Regions from separate parts of the Mus musculus genome. Here region 1 is linked to region 2. The links are chromatin contacts, found by POLR2A ChIA-PET in ENCODE. All regions are on one chromosome and are shown on one strand. The core of a region is the stretch at or near the end of the contact, and the rest is flanking DNA. Distances in the headings are between cores, read along the strand shown. Region 1 holds the start of Nat10 (N-acetyltransferase 10). Region 2 holds the start of Abtb2 (ankyrin repeat and BTB (POZ) domain containing 2).

Evidence for each region. ChIA-PET counts read pairs that join two places held with the same protein, here RNA polymerase II (POLR2A).
Region 1: POLR2A ChIA-PET joins it to region 2 with 15 read pairs in Patski. The contact joins the promoter of Nat10 here to the promoter of Abtb2 in region 2. POLR2A ChIA-PET finds 5 or more read pairs at or near these places in 3 of 5 experiments (Patski and embryonic stem cell).

What each region holds. Positions count from the first base shown.
Region 1 is chr2:103,756,614-103,764,007 of GRCm38, forward strand. It overlaps Nat10 (N-acetyltransferase 10), which reads right to left and starts at 4,657. Exons shown (of 29, transcript NM_153126.3): 1 at 4,436-4,657; 2 at 1,058-1,180; 3 at 556-647. The coding sequence starts at 1,165. Caprin1 (cell cycle associated protein 1) reads right to left here. Exons shown (of 19, transcript NM_016739.3): 19 at 6,332-7,394.
Region 2 is chr2:103,561,151-103,567,952 of GRCm38, forward strand. Abtb2 (ankyrin repeat and BTB (POZ) domain containing 2) reads left to right here and starts at 5,160. Exons shown (of 17, transcript NM_178890.3): 1 at 5,160-6,459. The coding sequence starts at 5,577.

The DNA.
Region 1 (7,394 bases), core at 3,407-5,906, 190 kb after region 2:
TTGGGATTGCACAGCAAGTACTTTTTAATCACTGAACCATCTCTCCAGCCCTGCCAACAGAAGTCTTGACCATTATAGCTTCAGAAAATAAGAGGCTAGCTATATAACTCAGTAGTAAGGCAGACATGATGTCTGTACTGTGGTCAATAACCAGAACCACAAACCAAAAGGGGGGGGGGGGGGGGAAGAGAGGAAAATAGGAAAGGGGAGAGAGGGAGACAGGGGGGGGGAGAGAGAGAGAGAGAGAGAGAGAGAGAGAGAGAGGTAAACAATCACCAACTGTCTAGTACTGGTGAACTGGTGTAAGAAGCTCTCTAAAGAGGAGAAAGGGAGAAACGCTGTTCCTGGAGGGATCAAATCTCCAGGGGTGTCTATGAGCTCAAGGTCAGCATGATCTCAGAAGCAGAAGCCAGACAGGAAAGGGGTGGCTACGAAGTACAAAGGCTTCCGAGGGTAAACAGTGGTCTGAAAGAAGACGCAATTCTCAAGCACAGCCAAGGGATTTAACTAAGTATGCACTGAAAGGTGGATGTGACATCCAAAGCCCAAGCTTACCTGCTAAATCCCAGCTCTTTCTTATAACACCACAGGACTGAGGGCCGAGCCTTCACAGTTGCCTTGGACAACATATGATGAAGAATAACCACCTGACAAGAAGGACAAAAAAAAAAAAAAAATCACAAAACCTAAGAGTCAAAGACAACATAAGGACTGCCAGGCCAAGACCTCATTTGAAGCATAGAAACTAACCTGCAAGGACACCACCTAAGGTCACTGTCATAACCAAACGGAAACTAGAAGCTAGGTCACATACACTCAGCCTTGAGGCCAAGCCATTATTTCAGGGTTCTAAAGATACTGGCTCGTCTACTCATGAATCTAAATATACAGAATTTACCATTTCCAAGTACTGAACATACGTCCCCACTATATATTCCACCAGCAAAGAGGTTACAATGACTCTGCGCACTGAAACCCTACAAGGCCGAGCTAACTAGCCAACTCATTGGGACAGGGCACAAAACAACTGAGGAAGCATTTAGCAGGTCTGTCTTACCTGATCTTTTCCTCGATCCCCAACTACAACAAAAAGAGACCTCTGCCGCTCAGCTACGCCATTCTCAATGAGAATTCGAATTCGGTTATCCACCTTCTTCCGATTCATGATGAAAAGCTATCACTAACACAGAAATAAAGGAGATACAGATGAACCAAATACTAGAAAGGTTTCTGTATTACATCCAAGTAAGTGGCACTGGCTGGCTGCCCTATGTGGGAGCTGTGCTGGCATGTTTATAAACCTAATTACAAAAATTACAAAATCTGAATCTTCAAACACCACCACAGGAAAGACATAGATCTGTTTTATAATCTGCAGACTAGAGAGGTGACGTGTTCTGAAGCAGGAAGGTCAACAGAAAAGTGTACTTAGTATCTCCATCAAGGAGTTTAAGAAAAATTAGGAGAGGCACAAGCAGAATGACTTCAGTGAGTTGGAGGCCAGCCTGGCGTACCTAGTGAGTTCCAGGACAGCCAGGGCTACAGAGAGAGACCTTGTCTCGTTCTCGAAGAAAAAAAGAAAAAGAAAATCAGAACAACATAGTAAAATTAAGTAAATAAAACTAAGAATGATTAAAACATATAATGGTATCTCTATAGACCCCAAAGAGTAGGAAGATAAGAGACTTTAACAGAGTTTGATGTATCCCAGGCTGGCCTTGAACTCATTATATAGCCAAGATGACCCTAAACTTCGGATCCTCCACTTCCCAAGTACTAGGATTACAGGGAACTGCTCAAATTACAGGTGTATATCACCACAACAAGGTTTTATGCTATTCTGGGAATCAAACTTAGGGCCTTATGCATGCTAGGCAAGCAAGCAGTTTACCATCTGAGTAACATTCCAGACCCTGTAAATACCATTTTGTATACATACACAACACATGGGGGGGGGGGGCTTAAAAAAAGTAATTTCTGAATAGTGATTTTTATTTTGACTTTTGTCTTTTATGGTTTGGTTTCCGTAAAATTCAAATGTGTGGTTAAAGGGCTCAGCAGGGAAAGGTTCTTGTTGCCAAGCCTAAGGACCTGAATTTGATCCTCAGAATCCACATGGCAAAAGGAAAGACTTGCCAGGCAGTGGCCGTATACACAAGCAGACCCTTCCCAGGACGGGGATCCCTAAAAGTTCTTCTCTGGGGCTGAAGAGATGGCTCAGTGGTTAAGAGCACTGACTGCTCTTCCAGAGGTCCTGAGTTCAAATTCCAGCAACCATATGGTGGCTCACAACCACTCATAATGAGATCTGCCCCGCCCTCTTCTGGTGTGTCTGAAGTCAGCTACAGTGTTCTTACATAAAAATAATAAATAAATCTTAAAAAAAAAAAAAAAAAGCCAGGCGTGGTGGCGCACACCTTTAATCCCAGCACTTGGGAGGCAGAGGCAGGTGGATTTCTGAGTTCGAGGCCAGCCTGGTCTACAGAGTGAGTTCCAGGACAGCCAGGGCTGAGAAACCCTGTCTCAAAAAACCAAACCCCCCCCCCCAAAAAAAAAGAAGAAGTTCTTCTCTGACCCCACACAACACACACAATTAAAACATAGTAATAATAATAATAAAAGCTTAAATTCATATGTTACGTATAAAATGAGAGAAAACAAATATTTCTGATTCAATGTGTTTCTTTGGGTGAGAAGCCACACTAACGGCTCTATACAGGTGATTTTAAAAAGTACCATATGGGTTATTGGGTGTACAGTAGTACAATATTTGCCTAGCTGGGGACCTAAACTCAATTCCTCCAGCATTTAATAAAATATAAATGTTATCAAATTACCTATAACAAATAGGCCCCCCCCCCCAAAAAAATTAAGACAATCAATCACACTCCCCCGGTATTAGAGTGTCAGGCTATGTGTGATTTTAAAATTCAGGAACCTGTTGTGCTTTAAACAAAACCTCCTTCCCTAAACATAGGCTTTAACAGGTCTTAACACAAAACAGTATCACAATAAATGGCGCCTGTTTAGAAGGGGAAAGCAGTAAAAAAAAAATCTAGTATCCCAGGCTGGAGAGATGGCTCAGCACTGACTGCTCTTCCTAAGGTCCTGAGTTCAAATCCCAGCAACCACATGGTGGCTCACAGCCATCCTTAATGAGATCTGACACCCTCTTCTGGTGCGTCAGAAGACAACTACAGTGTGTTTAGATATAATAAATAAATAAGTCTTAAAAGAAAAAAAAATCTAGTATCCCAAGGCACTGATGTAACAAATAGACTTTACACTGGGATCTACCCAAGTCCAAAGCAACTCAGTTTGTAAGCTTTATGTTGCCAGCCACATAAACACCTACAAAAAATGAATGGGTACCTAATGTTAACGAGTCCAGCTTAATTGTTAAAAGTCTTATCTTGTCAGGCAGTGGTGGCCCACGCCTTTAATCCCAGCACTTGGGAGGCAGAAGCAGGCGGATTTCTGAGTTAGAGGCCAGACTGGTCTACAGAGTGAGTTCCAGGACAGCCAGGGCTATACAGAGAAACCCTGTCTTGGGGGGGGGGGGGGGGGGGAGTCTTATTTTTTGTTATAATAGGAGAGTCTTAGAATTAACAGGTAAGGCCCCTGAGTACAAGCTTTAATTCTAAAAAGTACTTTTAAAAGTAGATGAAATACAACTACACACAAAACTAATGTAAAATTAATGGCCAGAGTGAGGGATCTGATAACGATCTAAAATTACTGGTTCCAAGAAACGTTTAATACATAAGGAAAGCATTATTGGAAAGAGAAAATAAGATGAATCGTATTGGGTTTTGTTGTTGTTGTTGTTTGCTTTGTTTTGTTTTTTCAAACAGTCTCACTATGCAGACCAGACTGGCCTCGAGCTCCAAAAAATACTCCAGGCTCCACCTTCCAAGCGCTGGAATTAACGGTATACGCCACCACAACCTGATCGACAAGTCATTTTCATTCGGCTGTATCCATTCTTGTACACACAGCACCGGGTACTAAGCATCACGAGGTGCACTGTCAAATGTCCTGACTGAGACAGCTAAATAGTGCAAATAAACTGGCATACTGCAGTATTTAAGAGCAGAATATCTGGGACTAAACCGCGTTAGTTCAAAGCCTACCACTGCTACGAGGAGCCGAGTTTCTCAGAAAATAGTTTTGACACCAACCCATTCTCTCAAAGAGAGAGAAGAAGCCCGAGTGTGGGAAGGAGCCACACTCCCGGAAAGCGCTCGAGAAGCCAGCCCCGCATGTCAGAGTATCCCGGACCAGGAACGTCTGTCTGTAGGGCAGTCCAGGCGAAGAGTCCGAAGATACAGGCACCAGCCGGTACAGAAGCTTCCGTACTCGAGCCAGCCCTACCGGCCAGTGAAAGACCCAAACGCACATCTCAACATCCGACCCAGTCCCTTGCAAAGAGTACCTGCGCCCTGCTCCGGCCGACACCAGGCAGCTGCACAACGGAAGCACGTGAAGACACCGAGTTGCTACCCAGGCTGACCAATCTGCTGGAGAAAATTCTACACAGCTGAGCTACGCCGGGGCCGCCGCTGCACGTGAATCCGCTTAAGTGGCAGACAGCACGTGGGCAAGTGCTCAGAAGGGAGGGGACCACTACAGCTATGGGACCTTCCATGGCTTCGACGCTTAGTGATGACGTAAGAACACGCCGCGGATCTCCGCTACGCTTGCGCACTAACTCCCGGCCGCCATTTCGCCATTTGCTGCGGGTAACCTGGCTATGACAGGCGGAAGTAATCGTTTAGATATCCGGGTGTCTCGCATTTGCCGTTGCCACTGGTACAGGAACTCGTCCACTGTTGCTATGTTGAAAAAAACCTCTATAGCAGGGTTGTACAAGGCAATAGCTGTTGCTAGCGTAGGTGTTGTTTTATCGACCTCCCTACTTTTATATGAAACTAGCCCAGTAATTGTTTAATTCATCTTACTTGAACCTCCATCCGGCAGCAGTCTGAGAATGTCTGTAGACTTTGTACCAACGATCGTGGCCGCGGTACTCTGCAGGCTTTTCTTACTCATGCCAAGTGTACTAAAAGCCCAACATTGGGTCTCAAAGCTCATCCAACCACATCCACAAGGATACCCGTAAGTATGTCTGCTTTCCTTTTAGCATGAGCCACGTGAAATCGGTTTATCCTATATTTTTGGGCACAAGTTCTGTTATCTAAAACGAATTCCTTCCCCAAATTTACGCACCAACTTCAATATCAATCTAAATTTCAATGGACTTTAAAGACTTCATGATGCCTAGCCATATTGTTTTAAGTCACCAATACAGCCCTAGACTTAATACTAAGGTTCTAAATGCACTTAAGAAAATAAAACTACCAGTACTTTGTTATAATGGGCAGACAAGTCCTATAAGGTGGTGGTGACACAAGCAAAACACAAAACTTAGAAATAATGACCCTTGTGAGTACTCGACTTTTTTTTTTTTAAAGGAACCAATATAGGAAGAGGACAAAAATGGGCAAATAAGGCTAGTCGATTCTGCTTAAGTAGCCCAGATATGGTATTTCCGTTGTAATGAAAACAAAAAACTGGAATTTTGGGAACAGAGATGATGGCTATGATTACCTTAGTCACTGCAAAATCTGAAACCACCAGGTCAGGATGCAAACGGGGGCAACTGCCATAAGATAGTCAAGATTTAGAATGATAAAGTAGTAGGGCAGGGGAAGGGTAGCCAGTGCTAGATGGCTGAGCTGTCTATGCTGTGGAAGCATGTGATTTTACTGAAGAATATAAAGACAACAAAGACAGCTTCCAACTTACTGCCAACTGCCCCTATCAAGTAGTTGGACTGAAAATAGTTGATGTAGAATATTCTCAGTGTAGAATATCAAATGTGCTTGAGAAGATGGGTATGGGAATGGAACTGCACACCTGCAGGTTTAGAGGGTTTTGGAGACAATTCTCTTCCTCCACCTTTGTCCCAGGAGTCAAAACTCTGGTCTGGGTTGACTTCAAGTGATGATAGCTGCAGAGCCATTTCACTGGCCATTTAATATTCAAGCACTTTAGTGTGACTTTTGAATTTGAGGGGCTTGGGACTTAGGTATTTATAGACAAAGTAACTATAAAGAATTAATATTCAGAACAGCTAGGCTGGATTTGGCCACCTGGATTAAGTAAAACCAGAGATGAAACCATCCTTGAAGGCACAAGATACTCCGTGGTGACAGGGAATCTGAAATCCTTTCACCACTTCCAACTTACACCTCAATTTCTGCTGAAGAATGATGCACTTTCTGGATTACATTTGCCCATAAACTTTTGTTCTAAACACTGCAGTGAAGATCTTTTAAATGGCAGTTTTATTAGATGACCCACTATTCTGGCCACCCCCCCCCCAAAAAAAAACAATACACACCATTTTAAAACCTTCAATAGCTTCCAAATGTTGAGACAAAAACTAAACATGGAAGAAAACTGCCCTATCCAGTTTCCCCAGACAGATCTTGCTAATGCTTAAACAAAACAGGAGTCACTGGAATACAGGTCTCTTGACTCTTTTATCCAGTTTGCCACTCCTCACTCATCCTTATGTCAGCTGAATTATCTTTCAATCAAGTCTTTCCAGATCATACCGACTAAGTCATATATTTATCATTAACCACACAGTTGAACCATGCCACTTACTACACACATCTGGGGTCACTCCAGTGTCTTGAGGGGTAATTTTTTCACCACTGAATAGTTAACACTGGCCATAATGCCAAGCAAGAGATACCCAAATGTGCTAATAAATTTCAGGTTGTCTCGCTAAAGAGATATAGTATTTAGAGGAAATTAAGACTTACAAATAAATATACCAAAACCTGACTTTAAGTTTTAAGTACATCAGGGATACTGCTATTTTCAATGCCAACGGTGAAGGATCAAGGCTATGCAGGAAACTGCTCAAGCTTCACAACAGACTATTAATGTACAGTGCTAACATACAGTAGTCTAGCTTTGTTCTTAAAAAGACCAGACCCAGAATTGTTTCTTCTCTCTTCAAGGAGCACTTAAGGAGTTTTCCTTAGGGTGTATGCAACTCACAGGCTTTGCTATAAACAATCACATTTTCATATAATTTAATCTAATGAAATATACAACAGTTTCTAAGTTTTTCCAGAATGTATATAAATTCAAAATAGTAAAGGCAAAGCTTAATTTACTTTTTCTGTTAACTTATACTCGATAAAACTAAAGTACTTAATAGCTCAAGTCGGATGGATGCAGGTTGAGAGCTTAAGGTTGAAATGAAGGGTATGATCAGCCTAAGCTACAATACCCTATTTCCTTAAGTAGATGAAAATTTAACAAAACAAATTGCCTGGCACATATATGAAGCTGCTTAACTACATTCTGCACTT
Region 2 (6,802 bases), core at 3,910-6,409:
TGGCAGCTCACCCAAGAGTACCAGGGCCTCAGCTTTTGACCATATATGGCCATAATCCCACCTCCTAGGTGACACGTCATCACTCCTTGCCTCTGCTCTATAAAATCTCTTGCTTTAGCCCAGGTGCAAGACTCTACTGACCTCCTATGAGATTGGTGAACCCTCCTAAGAGCCGACTCTCAGTAAACCTGTCTTTATATTCTTTAGATTCGGCTTGAGTTGGCTTATTACCTTGGCAGAGAAACCTATTGTTAACTAAGTGGCATATTCATAAATACATGTTCATGTGTCTGTGCAGGTGTCTGTGCATATGCATTTATGTGGGGGTGAGAGATCACGTATATTTCTCTTTAGCTTTTTTTTTTTTAAGACAGATTCTCACTGAACTTGGATTTCACTGACCTAACTAAAGACTGGCTGACCAGCAAGTACCAGGGCTCCTTCTGTCTCCATCCCTCCAGTGCTGGGATTATAAACAAGACCCACAATGCTGGTAGTTTTATGTAGGTTGTGGGGATTGAACTCAGGTCTTCATGTATGTAAGTGCTTTACTGCCCAAGCTATCTTCCCAGATACGAAAAGATTATTTTCTATATGCAATTCGTTGAACCCAAGATTCAGAACCTGTGAATACGGGGGACTGTGAAGGTCAGAAAAAAAATGTCTGTGTCAAGATTAGGCGTAACATAAGAGCAGTTTACACACCACTGGTTCCCCTATCAACAACAAAACTTCTATGCTGATGTAGCCTGTCCACCTACTGCCCTTCCCAGCTTTCCTTGCTTCCGCACGAGATGTTTTTCTCTGTTCATCATCTCTCCCCTAGGTGTGCTAACCTGGGTGGTGAATCAGAGCAGAGATGGGGGCCCTCTGTTAGTCATTTTTCTAGTTGTGGGCAAAGCTCCGACAAAGTTGCTCAAAGGCTGCCTAAAAGTGGGGTAGGCGTGGCTCTACATTCTCCATTTGCCCCTTTAACCCACCCCGACAGCAAACCTTCTATTTTCTGTTACTCATACCACGTTTCGTGTAAAACTGGAAAAAATAATTTCTCAGCTAAGCAGTTTGAGGAGCATACATTTAAATGGCCATCCCTCTTCAGGCATGTAGTGGTAGGCAACCATGGTGGAATGAGGGCGGGGCAAGCAAACCTTCCATGCTTCTGGGTTCCCTCTCACGGAGTCTCTGGCCTCACCAACTAACATCATAAGCCCCAGTTCATCTCATAGTCTAGGACCAAGCCTGCCACCGGTCAAAAGACAGGCAGGGAGATTCAGCTCCGCCCCCCGGAGATTTGAGGTCATATTGCTTGCTACTTTTGTCCTCACTCTCAAAACTGCTGTCCAGCTCTGTCATGGATCCCCCAGTAACCATAACTAGAGCCCTGATTTGACTTTACAATGTCCTCCTCCTGTTCTTCCCCTCATCCCAGAGTTTTATGACCTGACATCATAACAGCCATTCTGAAAGTGACTTGTATCAGATGCCTGATCACTGCACCGTCAAGTCCCTATAGGTGTGATTTCTGGAATCCAAGAGTCTCTGGATTATACATTCACTGCCTCTTCTTTTCCTGAGCCTGTGTGTGTGTGCAGGAGCTGCTTCTCTGTCCTCAAGGTCTTACAGCGTCTTTAACTTTAATTGATTTAGTTTTAACCTTGAATTCAGCAATGAGTGCATAGGTCTATGGTCTTTGCCAAAATCTCTAAAGGGCTAACGGACCTAAGAGGTGAACTAAGTCAATTAAAGTTAAATTAATGTGGTTAGTGACTCTTGCATTGAACAGGGTGGGCAGAACATTTTCATTATCACAGAAAGTTCTATCATACAGCACTACATCCACCCACTTTATCCAGAACAATTTCAACTGGTACCACATTAAAGTGTTTTAGGCAATTTTAGGTAGTTTGCAAACCCTCTCTCTGCCTCCCGGTACCACCTATAACCCTCAAGTTGTTGGTTAAGAATCCCTTTCCAATGTAGGCAGGGAGTATGTAGCCACCCTGAACTCTTCAGCAGAAAAGAGCGTCAGAGAAATCTCAGCTCAAATATCAGTTACACTTTCCTCGACACAAATTCTTAAGTACATGAGAGCACGCGAATTCAGAAAGTTTCCTGCAAACTTAAACAGCCTGGCTTTGTGTTAAATTGTCCTATTCTGGGCTGGAGAGATGGCTCAGCAGTTACAATCACTGGCTGCTCTTCCAAAGGACCTAGGTTCGATTCCCAGGAATCACATAGCAGCCCATAACTGTCTATAACTCCAATTCTAGGGGATCCAATATCCTCTTCTGTCCTCTGCAGGCAACAGACACACACATGGTGCACAGATAAAAACACTTACAAAATTAAAATAAACTTAAAAAGGGAGGTAGAGAGATGGCTCAGCAGTTAAGAGTACTGGCCTGAGTTTCTGAGTCCAGAGGTCCTGAGTTCAAATCCCAACAACCACATGGTAGCTCTCAACCATTCAAAATGGGATGCCCTCTTCTGGCTTGCAGGCTCTATATGCAGAGAGAGAGCGCACTCATATACATAAATAAATAACTCTTTAAATTGTGCCATGCAGCCTTATATATTCGCCCACTAGCCTAAAGTTTATCATACTCCAACTTTACCTTCACAGTGACCTAGTCAAGAGGACACAGTAGCTAAGATAACTGCTAAATTTGTCAATGATGATCCACAAACTTACCTAAAACTGGGCCATTCTTCAATGCTCAGACTGTAATCTACCTTTCTCATAAACAGTTTGACTTATATTTAGATAGCTCAGATTATAATCCCTCACTTTCAAGGTAAATTTTAGGGCATTTTGTACTCTAATTTCCAGATTTTTTTAAATTTATGTTTTAAATAACAAAATAGGGGATTTCACCCAAGGATTACCTAAAGCTACTTCCTTTGTATGATTATTGGCATGAACAATCCTAGATCTAGGTGGTGTATGTGTGTGTGTGTGAGAGAGAGAGAAAGAGAGAGAGAGAGAGAGAGAGAGAGAAAGAGAGAGAGAGAGAAAGAAAGGTGTTTGTGAAGGCCAAAGGTGCTGGAGTTACAGACTATCCAATGTGGGTATTGGAAGTTGAACTTGGGTCTTCTGCAAAGGCAGTATGGACTCTTAATCACTGACCTACTTTTCTGGCCCAATGCTTTAAATTAACTTCTAAATTAAAAACCTAAGTATGTTCTATAGCTTGTGAATGGTTGATGTATCTTCTAAGTATCGTTTAATGTACAGAGCTGCTCTTTCTTCCCTCGATTTTCTTGCTATCTCTTAAAGAAATCCAGTTATTTGTCTAGGACCCTTGTGGGGCAGTTTAACACCCATGAAAGTCCGGGATTTCATTCTTGGTGTGTTTCTCTTTTTATCCTCTTTTTGGGGTTTTGTCAAAACCCAGGCTGGCTTCAAGTCAGCCCTCCTGCTTATCTCCTCGGTCCTGAGGTTACAGATATGAATAACCACATCTATATCCAAATTGGGCATGTTTATCTTTACATTTTAAGTCATCATGTGATTTAAATACACCAATACAAATATCCCATATTTTGTGTAAGAAGCACTCCAAATCACCTTTTTAGTTAATGTACCTTCCCAGTCAGCCTTTTGAAGAAAATGAACAAAGAAAAAAAAAAATTACTTCCTCTGGATATCCACTAGAGGACGATATTTCCTTTATTATATTTCTCATAATGGGTATTAAATCCATCAAACGGTTTTTCGTGTTTTCTGACAAGTTGAACCTCTAATTTAACTTCTAATTTCGCCTCTATAAAATGTGACTCTGTTAATTTGATGACTTATGCCTTGCACAGTACTTCCGTCCTTGACTCTGTTTCCAATTCTATGGCATCAGGAGGCAACGTCTCATGTACCCCAGGAAAGGAAAAAATTAAGTAAAACTGCCAAATAAAAAATCGCTTTATGGGGAAAGGGATCATTAATTTAAGGAAAGAGACAAACCAGACTTTTCTAGTTCGTATCCAACTCACGGCCCAAGGTCAGAACTGTAAAGTACAGCACAAAGGAGCTATTCAGGAGCTGGCGAAGAGGACTTGGGACGAACGTTGTGCACAATCCGCGCTTTGATTTTGCAGTCCTGCTGGAGGGGGGCTGGTGCACGCTTGTGCACGTGCGTGTGAATAGTTATGGAGGAGCAGCTGGTCCTCCGAGAGCTGGGCGTGGATCTATGCAATCAGTAGCTCTCTAGCGAGCCGCTTGGGGTGCACCTGGGCGCTACTGGAAGGACAGCAATTCACTGTACCCAGGAGGCACCGAGTCCCGAGGGGGAAGAAGACCTGCGGACCCGCACATCATGCCAGCAAGTCCTTAAAAGGGAACACCTGCATGCACGAGGTGTTCAGCGCAGGTCCTCGTTTTTCATCTGGTTCCTTGCAGGCACTCCCTCCCACCTTGGACAAAAAGGATCCGCCTGATAGTACACCGGTAGGAGGAAAGCCGTTCATTCTTTAGGTTTGGACTCCCACCTCCTAGATAATCCTTGGAAAACAGTGGACTGTAACAGTGGATACAGGGGTGTGATCACAGGCCTCTGAGTGCCGGGCTATTTTCAGGTCCCAGTTTAAGATAGTCTGTTTCGATTGGAGCCTAAAGTCAATATAAACAAAACTAGATAGATCTGAGAAGAGAAGCAGAGGTGCTCCCCTGCCCTCCAAACATAAATAGCTTTTCATTTCTCAAAAGAGAAGGAGGAGGGGCTTGGTAGAAAGTCGACAAGAAAGGTGAGTCGGGTCTCCTCCCAGTTTTCTTTTCCTACTGCCCTGGGCTGGGTGCTCACAGCTTTACAAGGAGCTGCCTGCCTAAGTCTAAAGCATAGAAGGCGGGAAAGGGACAGCACATAGGGGCTTTTCCTTTTCGTTTATCTTTTAATCCTCAGCGCTGGGGCCTGTTTTCGGGTTCCCCCGGCTTTCTGGGTCTCTGCGCCCCACCTCCTTGCCAGCTCGCTCGCTTGTTCTCCCCACCCAACCCCCTCAGCCATACCCACCCGCTACACCCCATTCTCGGTGATTTGCATATTTCCCGCCCCTCTCGGAAACCATTGGCATAGCCCTTGCCCGGCGTGGCTGATGATTGGTGAACCGCCCGGGTGTATTTGCATGCGGGCCGCTCCAGAGGACCTATCTGTGTCTGTAACCCGCGCCCCGTAGAAGTTTGTGGAGCGCTTTCTCAGCGGCTGGTCCCAGACGGACCTCGGGCGCCTCGCTCTTCGGTGGCCGCCCCGTTTTCTCGGGATTCTTTCTGTGGTGATGGACTCTCCGGACGCTCTGTAAGGGAAGCTGAGAGCTGGCGGCGCGAGTTCAGAGGAGGAGGGCTGGGAAGTCCGTTCGCTGACAGCGGCGCGACTGAACGCGGACGGCGTCGGGCTCCGGCCGGCTGAGAGCTTCGCCTACCTTCCCGCGGCCTGTGCGCGGGCGATGCTGCGGCCCCGAGGCGCGGCGCGGCGAGCACGGAGGGCGCCTCCGAGAGCCTAGAGCTGGTTTCCGCCCCCTTCCCCCGGGGCAAGTGGGCATGGAACAGTGAGAGCCCCTCGCTCGGCGAGGCCGCGCGCGGAGGCTCCCCCATGGCCGGGACATACAGCTCCACATTGAAGACTCTGGAGGACTTGACCTTGGACTCCGGGTATGGGGCCGGCGACTCCTGCCGCTCGCTCAGCCTTTCGTCTTCCAAGTCCAACTCGCAGGCGCTCAACTCTTCGGCGCAGCAGCACCGCGGGGCGGCCTGGTGGTGCTACTCCGGCTCCATGAACAGCCGCCACAACAGCTGGGACACGGTGAACACAGTGCTGCCCGAGGATCCCGAAGTGGCCGACCTCTTCTCCCGCTGCCCGCGGCTCCCGGAGCTGGAGGAGTTCCCTTGGACCGAGGGAGACGTGGCCCGGGTGCTCCGCAAAAGCGTCGGCGGCCGGAGGCTGCCCTCGTTCTCCGCCGAGGCTGTGAGACGCTTGGCCGGACTCCTCCGCCGGGCGCTCATCCGCGTGGCCCGGGAGGCGCAGCGCCTTAGCGTGCTGCACGCTAAGTGCACCCGCTTCGAGGTGCAGAGTGCGGTGCGCCTGGTGCACAGCTGGGCGCTGGCCGAGAGCTGCGCACTGGCAGCGGTCAAGGCGTTGTCCCTCTACAGCATGAGCGCTGGGGATGGGCTGCGCCGCGGCAAGTCGGCGCGCTGCGGCCTCACTTTCTCCGTGGGCCGCTTCTTCCGTTGGATGGTGGACACTCGCATCTCCGTGCGCATCCATGAGTACGCGGCCATCTCGCTAACGGCTTGCATGGAGAACCTGGTGGAGGAGATCCGGGCCAGGGTGCTGGCGAGCCAGAGCCCAGATGGCGGAGGGGCAGGAGGTGGAGAGGTATCCGCTGAGGCCTTGGAGATGGTCATCAACAACGACGCCGAGCTCTGGGGAGTCCTGCAACCCTATGAGCATCTCATCTGTGGCAAGAACGCCAATGGTAAGCACGAGGGGGGTGTGGGTGAAGGGAACCTTGACCTACAGGCTGGGTGGGCCACCCCAGGAGTGGATTTTCTTAGGAGCAAGCTGTGAAGTGAACCACCGGAATTCTGGGAGAATTCTTAAGTGGAAATCTTGTCAAAGGTTGTTTTAGGTGTCTAACTTTTGAGGATAAAGTTGTGGTTAGTGTTCTGTTGACTGTACACTAATTGAGTGAGAATGGGTGCGTGGACCAAACTACTCCTGAACCCTCTAAAGTGAGTCTTGCTGCCCTGCTACGGTTTTCCCTGTTAGTTGGATCTCTAGGAGTCTATTTTCACCTCACCATAGGTAGATTGTGGTTC